Linked DNA regions of Homo sapiens: region 2 is linked to region 1. The links are chromatin contacts, found by Hi-C or POLR2A ChIA-PET in ENCODE. All regions are on one chromosome and are shown on one strand. The core of a region is the stretch at or near the end of the contact, and the rest is flanking DNA. Distances in the headings are between cores, read along the strand shown. Region 1 overlaps TNPO3 (transportin 3). Region 2 overlaps TSPAN33 (tetraspanin 33).

Region 1 (5,024 bases), core at 427-2,926:
AGAATTATCTTACCTTTATGATTTTCTGATTGCCTCTCCTTCGTTTCCTTTAGCATGTTTTTCTTTTCTCTGTATTTCCTCTAATTGGAAGTTGTATCTAAAACAGCCCTTCTCAGTAGGGGTTCCTCAAGAGAATTAAGCCTAAAGCTATTCGTTATATGTAATGAATTCTTTCCTCTACATTAATAATGGTTCTAGCTATATACCGCCCTTAGGATAATTAAGAAGATGGGCACTCAGATAATTTTCTGAAGGGCTTAATTCTATACAATTTTTTTTTTTTGTAGATATAGAGCTTCTCTATGGTCTCAAACCTGGTCTCAAGTGATCCTCTCTCCTTGGCCTCCCTTAATGATGAGATTACAAACGTGAACCACCACACCCAACCTATAGGATATAATTCTTTCCTAGAATCCTGATTGAGAAAAACTGAGAGGCTTAGAGGATTAGTTTTTTAAAGTTAAATATTTTGGGCTAGAATATATCATAGGTACTTGATGCTATGTCTTAGTATATATACAGCGTTCAGTTGACCTTCTATTAGTGATGCTAGGGTTGACCACTGGATTAAGATGAAAGTCTGTTCCTTCCATTTTTAAAGTTCACTTTCCTCCTTTGTAATATAATGTAGTTTGTGTGATGGTAGCTTGTTAGTTTATGAATGTTCAATTCCCTATCAGACTTTAGCCTAATTGTTTTACATTCCAGTAGATAATCCCTACCTTAATCAATAATTTCATTATGGGCCAGGCAATGTGGTTTATGCTTATAATTCCAGCACGTTGGAAGGCTGAGGTGGGACGGTTGCTTGATGTCAGGCATTCAAGACCAGCCTGGGCAACATAGCAAGAGCCTGTCTCAAAAAAAAAATAATACATTAACCAAGCATGTTGGCATGCACCTGTAGTCCCAGCTACTCAAGAGGCTGAGGCAGGAAGGATCACTTGACCCCAGGAGTTCAAGGTGGCAGTGAGCCACGATTGTGCCAGTGCACTCCAGTCTGGGCAACAGAACAAGACTGTCTCTAAAAATAATAATAATTTCATCATGGGTTGCAAAATGATATTTGACTATTTCTGTTATTTCTTGTACATATAAGTTGGCATTCTTATGAGCTCCTACTAGAAAGGTAGGATAAATCTTAATTCTTTTCAAAATGAGGATTTATTTTAAAGCTGCCTTGAATTTTTTTTTTTCTGGCTTTGTCTTTTTGAAGTATGATGGACTCATGTTCATTTAGGTCCAACCAGGTGTCTCCTTTCCAAGTTTCAGAATCCCATTCTTTACCAGTCAGTTTCCTAACTTTCACATGAGAAGTGTGGAGGGACTGTAAATTCACCTGTTGTTTGTAATTCAGCAAGTCACACAACTAAGTTTGGTATACGAGTTTCAGCAGTACTAACTTTGTAGCTACAAAAAGTAAGAGCTGCTTTTAGACTGGGCGTGAAAGCTGTGGTGCTCAGACTGTGGCCTGAGGTGAGAGTTAATGGACTTGAATTTGTCATTTTCTTTTTGTAAGCACTTGTGAATTTAAAATAATCCCATCCACATGTATTTTGTGTCATGGTTACTGCCACAGCAGTCAACTACAGCAGCCACTTGGGCATTCAAGGCACGTGCCTGACTTAGCACATCATGACAATCAATCACAGGTGATATTTTGAGGAACTGTGATGCAGTCTGAAAAATATATTTCCTGTGGTGCTTAAAAATGTCTCTAATTTTGTCATGTAGCTTGTCATGTTATAGAACCCAGGGGATGAAATTAGTCCAAAATGGCCAAGAAAAAAATAGGCATGTGGCTGTAATGCCAGGTTCCAAACCCCTCTTAAGACCTTTTCTCATTTAGTTTCCTGCACACTCTCCTTTAATGATTACATTCTGTCCTATTTCTTGTTAGTATTATACTTTTGTGGTCTGTCCTAATGGACCCATTCCTAAACATGGTGTTGAACTTTTTGAAGTTTTAAACGTGTTTCTGCTTGCTCTCATAGCTAAACTGAACCTGTGCTTCTAACATTTTTGTCTCTTCACTTTCTATTTTGTTAATCTAAGATCTCAATTCTTATTTATCCCTGCTATCTTTTTACTGGTGAGCTCTTCTGGACTCTGTGGCATTTATCTTGAAGCTTTTGAGGACTTTAAGAGGCAGATTTTTAACATAGCATAGCTCTCAAAGAGGAACAGAAGATAACTGTTAGTTCTGATGTTTTAGAATGTATGTTTGATTTAATTTGCAGAATTTCATCTTTTCAAAGAGATTAGTTTTAGAAACAGGTTTTTTTCAGAATTTGGTCTTTCAGTTTGAGTCAATAGTTAGAATGTACAAGCAAATCCTTCCACTTGTACACATCATGTCTTATTAAAATTGAAATATCATTCAGGAAGTCTAAAGGCCAAGTGATTATGTAATGAGTTTATATCAACAGCATCAAAGATTCAATTGAGAGTTTGAGACAGGTTGAGGGGGAGAGAGAATGAGTATCAGCTCTTAAAGAGAAATCTCTCAGTGGCTCCAGTTCATGTTAAGGGAACTTAGTTACTCCGTTCATTTTGCTACTTTCAGCCTTGAACCGTATTAAATTAAGTGCTCCTGTGCATTTATTAGTTTACGTATTACATATTTAAATATATTGCATATATTAGTGTCATAGTCTTTTCTAAAAATTCTGGCCATTTTAGTGCCTGGCATCCCTGAATATTTTCTTTCTGAGTTTCAGGGGAACAAAGAAAGTCTTGAGTAAAAAATATCTAGAAGAACTTAATGGGGCCAGAACCATATTTGTGACATTTTCTTATCTCATCTAGTGTGTTTTCTGGTGACTTTTAAAGTGTTGTTTTATTTTTTAATTTTTTTGTAGAGACAGGGTCTTAACTTTGTTGCTCAGATTAGTCTAGAACTCCTGGGCTCAAGCGATCCTCCCACCTCAGCCTCCCAAAGTGCTGGGATTACAGGTGTGAGCCACTGCACGCAGGCTCTGATGACTTTTTACAAATACTTTCCCCTCTAAAGCAAGGGCTCTTAGTTCTTTCCTTTCCTGCCATTCTTCCTTCTTTTTTTTTTAGACAGAGTCTTGCTCTGTCGCCCAGGCTGGAGTACCATGGCGCAATCTCAGCTCACTGCAACCTCTGCATCCCAGATTCAAGCAGTTCTCCTGCCCCAGCCTCCTGAGTAGCTGGGATTACAGGTGCGTGCCACCACACCTGGCTAATTTTTGTATTTTTAGTAGAGACGGGGTTTCACCATGTTGGTTAGGCTGGTCTCAAACTCCTGACCTTGTGATCCACCCACCTCAGCCTCTCAAAGTGCTGGGATTACAGCCGTGAGCCACCACACCCGGCCCCTGCCATTCTTCCTTCTATAAATACTTGGATATTTACTCTGTGCCTCTTGTGGCTTTAGATAGTGACAGATGTCTCAGAAGTCTATATCCTAGACATAAACTTATGTGTATACTCATAGTTACGTGGTTAATTTCTCTGCAAGTTAGCTGCAACTCCACCTTTTTCCAACAAGCATATATAATGCAATATGCACAATAAATGAAAATGAGCGGAAGTGAGTCTGCATTTAGTTAGCAATCAAGTTCTGATGTTATTCATTACAAATGATGTATACTTCAAGCTGACATGCTTAAAACTAGTAAAATAGTTGGTTCATGTGTGATAGATGATTCTGTTTCCCCATGCTGTTAATATTTCATGGCTTTCTTTGGTAATACACGAATCATTATCCAGGTAAATTAGTATATAGCTAGTTACACTGATAATAATGTATAATATTAGTAAGATAGATTATTGTTGCAGTCTGCCTAACTTTACAGGCTTTTGAAATATAGGAAGTCCTTGATATTAATCATATCTTTGTTCTATGTATGTAAGCAAGTTTGGGAGGTAGCTATCGTGTAATGGTTAAGATCATAGACTTTGAAGCCAGACTTCTTAAGTTTAAGTCCTGGCTATGCTGTTTCCTACCTGTGCCATATTGGGCGAGTTACTTGACTGTCTGCCTCAGTTTTCTCATCAGTATAATGGGGATAATAGTATCTGTTTCATATTGTGGGGATTAAATGATTTAATACATATAAAGCTCTTAAAACAGTGCCTGGTGCACAGAAAGGGCTCAGTAAATGTTGCAATGACTGGTCAGCTTATTTTTCATGTACTTTTCTTCCTCCCCCTGAAATGTAATGGCCTGGAAGAGAGAGAAGAAATAGAAAGAGTCAAGTATATTAATATACTTGGACTTCCTTTCTTCTGTCTTCTGAGAAGGAAAGGTGGTTTTTTGTTTTGTTTTGCTTTGTTTTAAAGGTAGCTTCCAGACCCGAATATCTTAAATAGCCTTCTGTGGGAATGAGCTGGTATACAGTCATTCATTAACCCCTCACTTCTCTTCATCTTAGCAACCTAGCATTCTTTGGAGCACAATAATAAAGACAGTCATCTTCAATGTAGGTTTATGTAGTAGATGAAGCTTTGAACTTGGGAAATTTTCCTGTGTAGTTTATATCTGCATTGTAACCACAAATATCACTATTTAGATCTTATTTAATAATACATTATGGGATTTCACCCCCACTCTCATGCCTCCTGAACCCCATGGAAATTATATTTCTAACTCATTGCTTGCAAGAGCTTTTTTTAAAACATTCTTTGCCTAGAAAAAGATGCATTACATTTTACTTTGGAAAAAATATATATCACAAAAACAGACTACAAGGAGAAACATTGAGTTTTAGTCTAATTCTGTTTTATCTCTTTTATAGTATTTATAGTAGTATCACTTTCTGTGGGATGACATGTTTATTATTCTATTGCCAAAGCTGAAACATTAGCTTTTCTTGTGGAAATATACAGTGGTATGCCTAGCTTACTCTAGCTTATTATCTATTCTGTATCAACCAGGTATATAAGTAAGTAAATTACTTGTAAAATAATTTTTTGGATAATGCAGAAGTGGGAACTAAGAAATTAGTAAGTTATTTCTGAAACAACTTGGGTAAGTCTGTAACCTCTCTCTACTT
Region 2 (5,387 bases), core at 932-3,431, 160 kb before region 1:
AATCCCTAGAACCGATGCATCTCTTTCCTTACATACTAAAAGGGACTTTGTAGACGTGGCGAGATTCATGATCTTCATGGGGGAAGGGCATCCTGGATAATCTAGATGGGCCAATACAATCACAGGGGTCCTGTCAGGGGGCAGTAGGAGAGTCAGAGAAAAAGGAGATGTGATGACAGAAGTTGGAGAAAGGGACCACCCAAAGGTATGCACGCGGCCTCTGGGAGCAGGAAAGATGGATTCTCCCCTGAAGCCCCCAAGAAGGAATACAGCCCTGCTCACACCTTGATCTTAGCTCAGTGAGACCCATTTTGGACTTCTTACTTCCAGAATGTAAGATAAATTTGTGTTGCTTTAAACTACTAAATGTCTGGTAATTTGTAACAGTAGCAATAAAAACCTGATAGGAGGAAATCAGAATTTCACTGAACATTCTGCAAAATTTGCTCTTCTGGGCACAAGTCTTTGTTTAACTGCAGGGCTTAAGGCCCGCAGAACTTAGTGGTGCCTTTCTTGGCATGCCACCCTGGCAGGTTTTCACCATCCTTCAGGCCTTTCTCTCCACCTCTGTGTACCAAGCCTGATTTCTGCTGTCCCCAAGAATCTCCTTTCATTCAACCACCTTTGCGGCCTACATTTGATTAGCTATTCTAAAGTAGTGGTGTCAGAAGCATTTGAACCAGAGCAACTCCATCTTCAATAGGCGCTGGGTAAAATAAGGCTGAGACCTACTGGGCTGCATTCCCAGCAGATTAAGGCATTCTAAGTCACAGGATGAGATAGGAGGTCGGCACAAGATACAGGTCAGAAATACCTTGCTGATAAAACAGATTGCGGTAAAGAAGCCGGCCAAAACCCACCACAACCAAAATGTTGACGAGAGTGACCTCTGGTCGTCCTCACTGCTACGCTCCCATCAGCACCACGACAGTTTACAAATGCCATGGCAACGTCAGGAAGTTACCTTACATGGTCTAAAAAGGTGAGGCATGAATAATCCACCCCTTGTTTAGCATATCATCAAGAAATAACCCTAACAATGGGCAACCAGCAGCCCTTGGGGCTGCTCTGTCTATGGAGTAGCCATTCTTTATTCCTTTACTTTTCTAATAAACTTGCTTTCACTTTATGGACTTGCCCTGAATTCTTTCTTGTGTCAGATCCAAGAACCCTCTCTTGGGAAGGACTCCCGGTAACAGTGTGTGTCTGGTAACAGTGTGTGTTTGGGAGGAGGGTTACTAGAAATAGGTAGAAATTCAAGGAGCAAACATGAAATATAAAACTTCGCGTATTTTCTTCCCCAGCATCAGGCCGAAGAGAAAGAAAGCTACAGACTGAGAATCAGAGACATTGGCAATTTGCAATCTAGCTAGGAACCCTGAACTGCACTATACTGAACATTTGCTCTGTGCGTTATAAAGTCTGGGGCATGGGCAGAAGTTCCCAGCCTTTTAGTCCAGACCCAGGAGGCTAGATACTGAGAGACAGTAGAGGCGATGGTGAAAGTGTAGTTCTTAGTTTTGAAAATCCAGATTTGAATAATCATTCTGAGGATCACGGTTCCTGGTCTTACTTCCTCCAAGGGGCCCCAAACGGAGCCCGCTGCAGGGTGAGCTCCTCAAAGCCGCTGAACCCAGAGGGCGCATCACTCCAACCTCTAACCCAAGACATCGACTTCTGGGTCCGTGTCACTTAAATAAGTTTATAAAGTGCACGTCTCTGGCACTAACCAAGAAAGGCAAGTTAGCAAGAAAGCGCGCTTTTTAACTGTCCTCTCCCAGAATAAAAGGCCCTTACTTTTTATTCTAGATTCTGGATAATTTTATTTTTTCTTTCCGTCTGTTACTAGTTGGGAGCTAAACACTGGCCAGGGTCCCAGCGGCTGCTGGAAAGGCGCCTTCCTAGGAGCAGAAGGCTCGCTTAGGAGACACTGGGGGCAGGGAGCGAACTCGCGGCTCTTTGTCCCCGCAGCAGTTCGGTCGAGGCTATTTCCCGCCAGGCCGAGCCCCTGGTCTGAGCGCCCGATAGCGGGGTGCGGCGAGGAGACTCCGGGAACACTCGCTGGGCAAGCAGCTAGCACAGCCCCCCATCTCCTCCGGGTTGGGGGACGCAGGCGCGGGCCTAGGCCGCCGCGGGGGCGGGGACCACCCACGAAGTCCAGCGCCCCGCCCCGGACGCGCCCGCCCCGCCTGCCTCGCGCGCTCCTCCCGGCGCCAGGAGGCCCAGCGCACCGCGCCGAGCTTCCTCGGAGTCCTCCCTACAGCCGACTCAGGGAGAAGGTCCTGGAGGGCCCGGGTAGGGGAAGAGAGGGCCTTCTTCCTCCTCATTCCCCGTCCCGGCCCCAGCGGAGTGCTCATGTCCCTCCTCCCCATCCCCCTCCTGTTTTGGGTGACAAATTAATTTTAATTAGAAAAACACAGATCAGGTTTTGGAACAAAATTATGCTGTTCCTAGATTGGAACTGGGACTCTTTCGACCTAATTTAGAGCAGAGGGCGAGGCTGTGGGAGGGTGGCAATGCATCGGTTGAAGGAGACGCGCGTGTGGCGGGCAGCAAGGGGGAGGTGTGTGGCGTTTAGGAGAGTCTCCAGTGCCGTCCTCTGCAGGGCCCTTCTACACCTCCCCTTCCAGTTGCCAGAATGGAAAATTCATGGAGTCCCGCGTAGCCCAGGTCAACACGCTTTTATTGCCACTTCTGGCTCCCCTCGTCCCAGCAAGATTCCTACCTCTTACCCTGTAGGAATACTGAGCTCCGATGCAGGGGAATGGGGTGGGGGTGTTACCACTTCTCCTCTGCACACTGCCAAGTTAAAGAAAACCCTGCTTGCTGGAGAGGGAGGGCCAGACAGGGAGGAATTCAAGGGCATGTATGGCTCAGTCCCACTTCTGACTGCAGAGTATAGGGACCAGGGTTCCAAACTTTTTTTCGAAGTAAGGGAGGTGGGGAAGAATTTGGCTGCTGTTGTACCCCGTGTCCTAGCTGCCATGTTTCCATGGAAATGAAGGCGGGGCAGGATGTAGCTCACTCTGACTACCTGGGAGGATGGCAGGACAGGCATTTGGTAAACATATCTCCCTCCACTCCTACCTAGCACATACGGCTGTCCCCAGCCGACCCCCAGGCTCTCTCCTCACTGCCTGCTCCACTCCCTTCCCTTCTGGAGCTGGTATCATGCCAAGTGGAGTCCAGGCAGGGCTGCCAGTGCTACTCTCCACAGCCAGGTCTCACTGGCACGTTAGGATCTAAGTATGTCCGCCAAGCTCAGGAGCATCCCTGCTAGAGCTGGTGGTGGCAGTGCCTCGGTGAAAAGGCAGCAGCAGTACCCCCAACTCTCTGTGCAACTGCTGTTTCCCAAACAAAACTGAAAACATAAACCCAAACACTTAAGGGTATCACTCTGGCACAATGCTGAGGGCTGGGATGGGGGAGAGGAGGCGCATCCTCCTGAGACTGGAGCCACCTGTGCACCCTGCCTTCTGCCCATCTGGAGTTTGCTTCTTCCCACTGGGCTGTCACTGGGGGGCTGGAATCCAAATCTCCATTTGGTGCTGCTTTCAGCACCCACTGCTGTTCGTTTATGAGGCTTGCCAGTTTCCATGGTGAGGAGGTGCAGGATGGATTCTCAGTACCATGGGTCAGCCCGGTGCTGCTGGTTGTAGAGCTGTAGCTTGATCTGATCTTTGATCTGATTCACTAGGATCTGGGACAGCAGAATTCCCACCAGCTGGGAGAGGCAAGAAGGAATTGGGCACTCAGCAGTGAGTGATGGCCTTGTTTTCCCTGGCTCGATCTTCCCAGTGCGGCCAGCACTATCCCTTTCCCTACCCCTCAGCCATGTCAGTGCCTGACACCCTCGCTGATCCCCAGGTGCCTTCCCCAAAACAAAGGAGTCTTTACAGAGTGTGTGGGACCAACAAGTCTCACAGGGTAAGTTACCTGGGGGATGGCCAGGCCTAGAGCCACACCACCAAGTAAGAATAGGTTGCTGTGTATCCAGTTGACCAACTTGTCAATACAGCCATTGGTGTAGATGACTTTGCTAGCTTCCAAGTAGTCAAAGGCCTGCATACCTTGGCCACACATAGTGTTGATCACTGCCTGGGGAAAGAGTTGAAAAGCCAATTGGGACTGTAATTCCAATAACTTTTTGTTTGGGGCCTTAGCTGATGGGCTTCCCACCCTTCCCAAACTCCTAAATTGTCAGAGAATATATGTGGAGGATATTGGGTTGGAAGTTGCCAAATGCAGACTTCCCTTCCTCTGAGAGGTCAGGATCCAGGTCTCTTTGCTCTGGGTGGTGGAATAATCTGTACAACAAACCCCTAAGACACAAGTTTACTTATATAACAAACCTGCACAGGTACTGAATCTGAACTTAAAACTTAAATCTGTCCCTTCTGAACTCCATGTGGACTACATGAGTATGAGGTTAATAGAAGCATCAGGTTGGGGTGAAGAAAAACACCTGACAGCTGTCCCACATGACTGATCGGTGAAGCTAGGGGATGGGGATCCCCAGTAGCAGCTGCCCCCATCAGAAAGTGACTCAGCTCGCTGCCTAGGAGGAAATGAGGCAGGATGCTGGCTCACCTGGTCAGGAGTAGGCAAGCAACAGGAGTAAGGCACAGAGCAGCGCTCTCGACTGGGGTTGTCTTCTGAGCAGTTGAAATACATGTTCTGAGACCAGTCCTTGTAGGAAATCCCTCCACAGCAGCTAAACTGCAACAAAACCCACCAGAGGTTAAGAATCACCCACCCCTCACACTGAGGTGACCAGGGGAATTCTCAGAGCCACCAAAAGTCTATAGCAAGCTTCTACTGGGAACTTTAGGTTGTGTTTTAACACAGCCTTAAACTTTGAGCTCCAGCTTCCCAGTTGCCTTCGCCTGAAGATATTCTCACTTCTTAATTTCTATTACTTCGTATATCTTGTTATAACTTACCACTGTGCTTGTTGGTATTACAGTTGTACATATATTTTGTTTTACATACTCAGCTATAATCTTCTTGAGAGAAGTTTCTGGCTTTGCAGGCAAATGGAAGTGATCAAAAGTATTGGCTGAAATAATTACAGTATCAGTGCTGAAAAACTTCTCCTTAAGATAGAGAAAACACAGGGGAGGAATCTTCAATATTGTGAGTCAATCATTACTCCATGAGAGCCAACTGGATCTCAAAGTCAAGTGTCTATTGCACCAGAGGAAGGGGAACTCAGGACTTGTCTCAGAAGCACTTTTACTTAAAAGTTAACTTTTTTGGCCAGGTGCTGTGGCTCACACCGGTAATCCCAGCACTTTGGGAGGCCGAGGAGGGCAGATCACCTGAGGTCAGGAGTTCAAGACCAGCCTGGCCAATATTGCAAAACCCCATCTTTACTAAAAATACAA

What was found. Hi-C counts contacts between places; a loop is a spot of excess contacts on that map. ChIA-PET counts read pairs that join two places held with the same protein, here RNA polymerase II (POLR2A). Pooled maps may share reads with other maps.
Region 2: a loop to region 1 is called in a map with no recorded cell type, with 5 times the contacts of the local background. The contact joins two enhancer-like sites. A Hi-C loop is called at or near these places in 3 of 37 single-sample maps with no recorded cell type and 3 of 50 pooled maps. POLR2A ChIA-PET finds 5 or more read pairs at or near these places in 2 of 52 experiments (OCI-LY7 and activated CD4-positive, alpha-beta T cell).

The regions. Positions count from the first base shown.
Region 1 is chr7:129,006,188-129,011,211 of GRCh38, reverse strand. The region is part of intron 4 of TNPO3 (transportin 3); the gene reads left to right. Among named protein-coding and RNA genes, the nearest start is that of TNPO3, 46 kb to the left of the region's middle. Within about 2 kb of position 1,676, at least 3 of the 41 ENCODE cell types and tissues checked have a DNase peak (open chromatin) inside an H3K27ac peak, as active enhancers do.
Region 2 is chr7:129,166,110-129,171,496 of GRCh38, reverse strand. It overlaps TSPAN33 (tetraspanin 33), which reads right to left. Exons shown (of 8, transcript NM_178562.5): 6 at 4,591-4,719; 7 at 3,937-4,098; 8 at 1,798-3,724. The coding sequence ends at 3,623. Among named protein-coding and RNA genes, the nearest start is that of SMO, 20 kb to the left of the region's middle. RefSeq lists enhancers at 732-1,601, 1,671-1,720 and a silencer at 2,091-2,310. Within about 2 kb of position 2,181, at least 13 of the 41 ENCODE cell types and tissues checked have a DNase peak (open chromatin) inside an H3K27ac peak, as active enhancers do.